3 separate regions of the Homo sapiens genome follow, and regions 2 and 3 are each linked to region 1. The links are chromatin contacts, found by Hi-C or POLR2A ChIA-PET in ENCODE. All regions are on one chromosome and are shown on one strand. The core of a region is the stretch at or near the end of the contact, and the rest is flanking DNA. Distances in the headings are between cores, read along the strand shown.

Region 1 (2,945 bases), core at 390-2,889:
TGATACAAAATTGAGAAAGTATAGAAAAGGAAAACTATAGGTTAATGACATCTTTAAATGGAACTGTAAAGATAATGAAAATATTAGCAAACTGAACCTACAAATTTTTTAAAAAAACCAAACCAGGACCAGAATGGGTTTATTCCAAGAACAGAAGTAATGCTCAAAACTAGGAGGTTTTGAAATAATGCATACTAATTTATCAATGTTAGCTATTATATAATTCATTAAATCCCAAATTTATTTTTGTTAATATAATTCATTAAAATAGAAACTGTTAATATAATTCCTTTCGAAGACTAGAGGAGAAAAGCAGATAATCTCCAAAGATGCCAAAAAAGCCGTTGATAATATTCAATTCTCACTTTAATAAAAATTCTAGAAACAAAGATATAAAAGTCCATGTTATATCTCCTTCAGTCTACTTGTCGGGTTCATCATCCATTATTACCCCACATGAAAGCTAACTTCTTTTTCCTTGCTCCTCCATTTGCTAGCTGTGTAGCCTTTGACAAGTTACTTAACCACTCTGTGCTGATTTCCTATGTGTAGTAAAATAAGAGTACCTACCTTATGTTGTAATGATCAAGTCCTCAATACATTATTCTTAATCACTTTTTAATTGCAAGAATTTGGTCATTAAACATCCCTTTGACTGGATTGCGAGCACCTTGACAGCAGGGACTAACAGTGGAACTTTCTGGAGACTTAAGGAATGTCTGTTGAATCCTGATGCAAGCTTTCTCACCTTCCTGTGTTCTCTCATTGCTTCCTCATCCTGTCCAGCCGTCCGTCCACCCGTCGCAAGCCTAACCCCAGTCAATAACCACTGTTTACAACACTTTCTTTGTACCCTTCTTATAGTGCTTATTACATTGTTTTGAATACTAAATGAATATATAGTGCGTCGTTGTGTTTAACATTTAGGACATAACCACTCATAATGTTACAGTTAAAAAAATAGTTTTGTGCATTCCTCTAGGGCCGAACTGTGCCGTACTTCTGGTTTCACTGTACAGTGTCTACAAAGCACAGTGTCAAAGACAGAGCTCGGGATGAGAACTGGGCTAAGGCGCGCCCCGAACTCCCCAAACCCTATTATTCAGGGCCCGGAGAGGTGCGGGCTCCGAAGGTGTGGAGAGCGAAACACGCAGAGCAGTGATTCCACTCATCAGTCACACAGTAAGACGGGACAGCCCCATCTCGCAGTTTTTCATTATTCAACACAGAGCCCAACGCGCACGCAACAGATCCGCGCGCAGGGCTGTTTGGAGGCGCTTGGGGCGCACAATCTGGGGCAGGCGGAACCTTAGTCCTCAGCCTCGCGTTTCCCGCGACTCCGCTCTCACCGCTACACTACCACACAAACGGCCTCCTTCCCCCACCCCCGGGGGCCCATCCCGGTGGCGGGCTCCGGAGCTCGGGACTGCTAATTTCAGCGAAACGATTAAAAGACGCCCCTACAGCTGACGGCACTTTCTCTCCTCCGGCAGGGAAGGACGTCCAGCGTAGCGTCGCCCGCGCTTCCCCGCCGGCGCAGAGCAGGCCTCACAGAATCGCACGCCGCTGGCACGCACGCCGCCCCGCCCCCACGGCCCAGCGCCAGCCGCGCCCCGCGCTCGCACGCATCCCGGCCTCACTGCCCCTCGACTCCTGTTCCGTTGGAGGGGCCTGAGGCGAGCCTGAGCGCGCTGTTGGCCGGAGGGAAGCCGGAGGAGACCGGGTCGACTGGGCAGAGCGGCAGAGGGTCGAGGAGCCTGCTCTGCACGCCCAGGGAGTAGAAGTGGGCAGGGAGCAGGGTCACGTGAGGGAGCGCGCCGCGACTGAGCTTGGGTCCGACTGGAGCTCAGGCTCGCGACCCAGACTGGTGGGCCAGGCCTCCAAGCCGGCCTTACACCCAATCCAAGGAGGACAGACCGGACACAGAGGGACGGAGCGAGCAAGGAGACATGGCTTCATCATTCCTGCCCGCGGGGGCCATCACCGGCGACAGCGGTGGAGAGCTGAGCTCAGGGGACGACTCCGGGGAGGTGGAGTTCCCCCATAGCCCTGAGATCGAGGAGACCAGTTGCCTGGCCGAGCTGTTTGAGAAGGCTGCCGCGCACCTGCAAGGCCTGATTCAGGTGGCCAGCAGGGAGCAGCTCTTGTACCTGTATGCCAGGTACAAACAGGTAAAGTAGCAGGGAGAGGGTGGATGGGGGAGAAAGACACGGAGCCTTCTTCCTCAACAACTGATAGCAAGCATGTATGGTTAATAGCTAGGTGTAATGAAGCTTGTGTATGTGTATTTTGTTTTGTTTTTTTTTTTTTGACCATCTGCTGGGGATGAGCATCATCCTGAACGTGGAAAAGATGTTTGCTTTCTTAGGAGTGATGTTTATTTAGCTGGACACTGGACATTGTTTTTGTGTTTTTTTCTCTGACTTATTCAGTGATCTTGCATTTTACCAGCCCAAGAACCTTTACAAAATGAGGATAAAATAAGATATATCATTCATTTACTCTTTCCCAGAGGGCCACATGGAAGTAAATACGGTAAAGTTAATAAAACTATATAGAGATCCAAAAAGATAATAGGATTGTAATAATGTGATGCAGGGCTGGGCGTGGTTGCTCACGGCTGTAATCCCAGCACTTTGGGAGGCCGAGGCGGGAGGATCACCTGAGGTCGGGAGTTGGAGACCAGCCTGACCAACATGGAGAAACCCCGTCTCTACTAAGTTAGCCGAGCGTGGTGGCGCATGCCTGTAATCCCAGCTACTCGGGAGGCTGAGGAGGCGGAGGTTGCGGTGAGCGAAGATTGTGCGCCATTGCACTCCAGCCTGGGCAACAAGAGCGAAGAAACTCCACCTCAAATAATAATAATAATAATAATGTGATGCAATGCAAAATGCAGTATTACAACTTTTATTGTGATTTTTATAAAATCCTAAATATCTTTGATT
Region 2 (2,880 bases), core at 220-2,719, 2.1 Mb before region 1:
TTGCTCTGTCATCCAGGCTGGAGTGTAGTGGTACTATGTTGGCTCACTTCAACCTCCACCTCCCGGGTTCGAGCAATTCTCCTGCCTCAGCCTCCCGAGTAGCTGGGATTACAGGTGCACAACACCACACCTGGCTACTTTTTGTATTTTTAGTAGAGACGCGGTTTCACCATGTTGGCCAGGCTGGTCTTGAACTCCTGAACTCAGGTGATCTGCCTGCCTTGGCCTCCCAAAGTGCTGGGATTACAGGTGTGAGCCACCACGCCTGTCCAACAAGTATTAATTAAATGAATAATGGGTTAAGGATTTTTGAACTTTGTCCTGAAAATGATGGTGGGTCAATGATGCAGGGTGGAACAATGGATGAAGGGCTAGGAAGCAAGTCATCAATTTCTTGCTATAAATGATGACAAGGACTCGAATGGTCATCCCTTTGTAGATGAAAGCAAGAGACTTGGTGTTGGGATGAGGATGAGGGGTGGCCTCCGGGTGATGGTGCCATCTGTGGAGATGGAATAAGTGGGAGGAGGGGCAGATTTAGGAAAAGATGAGTATTTCCATTTGACACATATTCAAGATTTGTAGGTCTAAAGCTCAGCAGAGAGGCTGGGGTTAGAGAGCGAGGCCTGGGAATCCCTGGTGTATAAGGGGTGGTAGAGGCCCCGGGTCTGGATGGTGTGACACAGGTGGTCGTCAAGTGACCATGCACTACTTGTTGTTCACAAGTCCCAGGGCTTTGTCTCCCCAGCAAGACTGGGTATTCTTTGGGGATGGAAATACTTTCCACTACAGCACTAAGTACACAGTACACAGCTCATTGCTAGGAAGATAGTCAAGAACAGAACTTGTAGAGCAGAAAGGAACCTTCAAAACCAAGTTATAGGAGAGAACTGAGGCCCTACATGGTTAAATCACATGCCTGAGGTCACTCAGCTAAGCAGCCACAGAGCTGGCTGTAGGATCAGGTCTCCAGACTGCCAGTCCGGTACCCTTCTGAGAAGGCCGCACTGCCTCAGAGCTGTGAGTTGAGTGAGCTGAGAAAGGTGACAGGGCTTGGGCTTTGGGCTTACTTAGCTTCTATGAGCCTGCGTTTCATAATCAACAAGATTGTCAGGGGTTAACTGGGACCATGCTGCATGTAAAGCATTGTGTCTGGAACACAATAGGTGCTCAATATGTGTTTACTTTCCATTCCTTTCTTCCAAGAAGACCAGAATTTGCAATGACAAAGAAAGGATGCAAGAGTGATGGATGCAGTTGGCTGCTGCCACCTGAAAGGCTGCAAGACTGAGAGGTGAGTGACATGACCCCGGGCATCACATTCCTCATCAGCAGACAGAAAGTGGCTATTGCTTTCCTCCAGAAGGTGTGCAAGTAGAAGCTTTGCTCCTGGTGCCAGAGTGAGCCTGTGGCTGCTTTCCCTCCCACACTCCTCACTCCTTTCTTGGCTCCGCCCTGCTGACTCAGTGACGCAGCAGGAGGAAACTGCTCGGGCTGCAAGCAGTCTTCCAGGCTTTGCGGCTGCCAAAGGAATAATTGAGACGTCTGAGTTGAGCAGGTAAGGCAGGCAGAAGGAGGAAAGCTAGAAAACCTCGATAAGTCGATCCTGAAGAATTCTTGGGCTTTGGAGACTGGAGAGGCCAGGGGCTGGAGGACTTGGGAAGTGGGAGGGGAGCTCCCAGCCCTTGGCTGCCCGGAAGGATCTTCCTCCAGTGCCCTTCCAGAGTTCTGTCAGAGTCCACACGTCATTTATCCATGTCCTCAGTTTCTCAGGCATCTCTTTGCGACTTACTCAGGTCGCACAGAGAAAGTGAAATTGAAAGCAGGATTGTCTGTTGGAGTACTTCCGCAGGCTCGTCTCTTCTCTACTCTGATGCGTCACTCAGGGCTTCCTTGATATTTCCTCTCCTTCCCGGCTCCTTTGTTTATACCAGCCCACCTCACATCTGATTGTAATGGGGACGGTCTACACAAACACTTTGGTTCAAAGATTTCATTGCCTGGTGATCGTGTATGTGTTGCACAATTAATTAAACTTCTAAGAGGCTAATCAATTAACCTCTGAGGCTTTGAAACTGTCAGAGTGGTGAGATTGCTGAAAAAGGGTTGCTTCGTGAATTCTATAGCAGATGCAGTTATTTAAATATTCAGGTAACAGTTTCGGGCTGTCTGATGATTGAACTGGATCTGTAATTCTCAGATCTGATTGACAGTTGGACGAAATTGATAGCTGCCAGTTGCCTATTCGTGTAGTAGCTATATGCACATGTGTAGGGAGAATAGAATTCACTAAGCAATTTATTTTTTCATAACGGGATATAATTAGCTCTAACATTCATTGAGTGGCTAATATTTGCAACACTCCATACTTTAATGTACTTTACACACATGACTGTATTTATTTTTGTCTCCATTTCAGGAAATAGAAAATTGAGATTCAACAATCCAAGGTTACAGGAAGTAATAGTAAAAAATTACACAGCCACAAGCTCAAACTTAGATCTCCCTAAGGTCAGAGTACAAGCTCTTTTCACTACTGCAGATACTCCTTGACTTATGATGGGGTTACATACAGATAAACCCATCCTAAATTGAAAATATTGTAGGTCAAAAGCACATTTAATACACCTAATCTACTGAACGTCATAGCTTATCCTAGCTTACCTTAAATGTGCTCAGAACACTTACATTAGGCTACAGTTGGGCAAAATCATCTAGCTCAAAGCTTATTTTATAATAAAGTGTTAAATGTCTCATGTATTTATCGAATGCTATGCTGAAATAAAAAACAGAATGGTTGTATGTGTACTTGAAGTGTGGTTTCTACTGAATGTTTATTGCTTTTCCACCACTGCAAAGTCAAAAAATCATAAATCAAAG
Region 3 (2,757 bases), core at 248-2,747, 2.3 Mb before region 1:
TTATCCATTCCAGCAGGTATAGCTTAAAAACAAAAACAAACAAAAACCAAAAAACCTCTCATTTTAAAAACCAGGGGATTTCCTGATACCCCAGCCGAAAATAATTTCTTAAACCTCAGAATTCCCCCAAACAGTGGCTTTTCATTAAAAACCTTACATCAGAGTTATTAAGCAGGGTGGTTTTGGCTCCTCTCCTAGACTGTCTGCCATCTGGGGGCAATGGCAGCTTGGAAAATTTCTTTGCACAGATAACTACACTACGTAAAAGTTTGCTGCCTTTGCAAACTTTGAAACGCCTACAGGAAGAAATGGGATAAAAACGACTTTGGCCGGGCGCGGTGGCTCAAGCCTGTAATCCCAGCACTTTGGGAGGCCGAGGTGGGCGGATCACCTGAGGTCAGGAGTTCGAGACCAGCCTGGCCAACATGGCCAAACCCCGTCTCTACTAAAAATACAAAATTAGCCGGGCGTGGTGGCGGGAGCCTGTAGTCCCAGCTACTCGGGAGGCTGAGGCAGGAGAATGGCGTGAACCTGGGAGGTGGAGCTTGCAGTGAGCCGAGATAGCGCCACTGCAGTCCGGCCTGGGCGACAAGAGCGAGACTCCGTCTCAAAAACAACAACAACAACAACAACAACAACAACAACAACAACAACAAAAGACTTTAACAGAGAATGATCAGTATTTTTAAGATTCAAGTTTTTAATAAACTTGGGAATGTTATGCTTTGAAGCATAACAGATAATTATCATTATTTTTAAGATTCAAGTTTTAGATAAACTTGGGAATGTTATGCTTTGAAGTTTTCAGAGCTCGTAGCTAAAGCGAATAGCTCAAATGTTCTCCAGCCTAAGGCTTAATGTGAATTTAGATTATTACTGAAACATTGGGAGGGGGTATTACTCTTGAAATCTTATACCTCCATCCACAGATAAGAACACTCAGTGCAAAGAATTAAAGCTGCCTAAGTCAAATTCTTTTTTAAATGGCAAAGTTGTTTTTTTAAGAGACAGAAAGTGAGGGCAGAATGTACCTCTGGGCAGAGAATATCTTGAGGGACAGGTACTCGGAGAAGAGGAGATACAAATAGGGATTTTTAAAAAAGCAGAAAACCACCAATTTCTCCTCAAGTGAAGGGGGGATGTATCAGGTTTAACTTTAAGCTCTCTTCTGCTCAATTGCTAACTCTATTTTGAGGAAAGGACCTTTGGAGACCCGGCAGATATGCTGTCTGCAAACAATCCGGGGGAGTAAGTTCTTCTGCCCCCGTCTGTCCCTACACTTTTCGCATTCACACCTTCCCCAGATCCGTTTCCCAGCGTATCTGCCTTCCCTCTTTCCTCCGGGTCCGTCAACGTCTCACCCACCCGCGAGTCAGGCCCCAGCGCCCCTCCGCCCGAACGCCCAGGTCGTCGGGCCGTCTGCGTCCGTCTGTCCTAGCCCGTGCCGTCGCGGGCCGCGCTCACCCAGGCCTCCGCTCTTGTCCGTGCAGCCGCTCCGCCCGGCAGCCGCCGCCGCGCTTTATATCCGCGGCCGCCCGGCTCGGGCCCACGTGCCGCCACGCCAGGGAGCCTGGGGGTTGTAGTTCTGCGCCGCCGCCCGCGAGGCGCGCCCGGAACCGCTGGCCCGGAAACCCCGAAACGTTTTGCACACTGGAGTCTGCTCTTCCCCGGGTGTCACCTGAACAACATGGGCTGAAGTGACTCCGGCGCAGCGCCCCGGCTCCCCGAGGATCGGAAGCATCCGAACTGGCGGCCGGGTGCCCGAGAGCACGCGGCTCACCCGCGCCACGCCGAGTGCAAACCTCCCCCTGCCTCGTCTGCACGCCAGTCCTTCCCGCGTGCGGGCACCTCCTGGGCTCCGCTGCGTCTTAATTTTCCTTCTCTTGCGCAGGGCTCTGCAATCCCCACTATCTCGTGGTTCTGCGTTGTGAGGTTTGGGCTGCTGTTTCCGAGGCGTACGGAGAATCCCAACTGCCCATCGGCGTTCAGGTCTCTTCGGGTTGACGCCGCTGCACCAGCCCTGCAGACTCTCGTGTTAAAGAGAGATGAGCGAATTTTAAAGTGAATTATCTACTCATACGGGAGCTTTCCTGGCTTCTTTTGGAGAACATTTGAAAGAGTTTTGAAAGGGAAAATTATTTTTAACCCAACCGCCTCTACTTTCAGGAGTATCAGGAGTCTTATTCTAGGATCATGTACTGTGTGAATAAATCAGGAACAGAGCCAGAGACAAGTCCTCAGTTTTCTCTTGCTGATGTGATTCCACCTCAATTTTCCATAAAAGGCGATGGCTGATGCTTATTATTACATTTAGAGAAACTAAATTGTTCAAAGGGCTTTCTAGTTTGCAAAGTGCTTTTAAATGTATTCTAATAGTTCTTTCGTTGCACAGAGCACCAGAGATAATAGCTAATAAGTACTGTGTTCAGTGCTTACTCAGCCTGCACCGTTCTAGCTGTTTTAACATTTAATTCATAAAATAATCCCATTGGTGGGTCCTGTTTTATAAATGTATATATTACAGATGAGCAAGGATCATTCCATTTTACAGATCAGAAACAGGTTTAAAGAGTTGAAGTAATTTGCCAAAAGCCATAGAGCTGGTTAAGCTGTGGTTTGATTTCAAGTAGTCCAGAAGCTTGTGCTTTTAACACTATGTTATCCTACAGGAAAAAAAAATACAAAAAGAAAAGAAAAAGAAAAACCCTTAGTTACATGAAGCAAGTTCTCCTAAGGCTGCAGCATGGTTTTTGTTTT

Evidence for each region. Hi-C counts contacts between places; a loop is a spot of excess contacts on that map. ChIA-PET counts read pairs that join two places held with the same protein, here RNA polymerase II (POLR2A). Pooled maps may share reads with other maps.
Region 2: a pooled map shows a loop between it and region 1 (31-fold over the local background). The contact joins the promoter of RNASEL here to the promoter of ACBD6 in region 1. A Hi-C loop is called at or near these places in 7 of 50 pooled maps.
Region 3: a map of CD8-positive, alpha-beta T cell shows a loop between it and region 1 (18-fold over the local background). The contact joins the promoter of NPL here to the promoter of ACBD6 in region 1. A Hi-C loop is called at or near these places in 1 of 168 maps with a recorded cell type or tissue (CD8-positive, alpha-beta T cell) and 9 of 50 pooled maps. POLR2A ChIA-PET finds 5 or more read pairs at or near these places in 1 of 52 experiments (activated CD4-positive, alpha-beta T cell).

Annotation. Positions count from the first base shown.
Region 1 is chr1:180,501,271-180,504,215 of GRCh38, reverse strand. ACBD6 (acyl-CoA binding domain containing 6) reads left to right here and starts at 1,639. Exons shown (of 8, transcript NM_032360.4): 1 at 1,639-2,171. The coding sequence starts at 1,950. RefSeq lists a silencer at 1,572-1,671 and enhancers at 1,882-2,071, 1,593-2,093, 2,201-2,716, 2,717-2,945.
Region 2 is chr1:182,587,845-182,590,724 of GRCh38, reverse strand. RNASEL (ribonuclease L) reads left to right here and starts at 1,469. Exons shown (of 7, transcript NM_021133.4): 1 at 1,469-1,558. RefSeq lists an enhancer at 1,594-1,753.
Region 3 is chr1:182,788,513-182,791,269 of GRCh38, reverse strand. It overlaps NPL (N-acetylneuraminate pyruvate lyase), which reads right to left and starts at 1,497. Exons shown (of 13, transcript NM_030769.3): 1 at 1,465-1,497. RefSeq lists an enhancer at 1,344-1,844.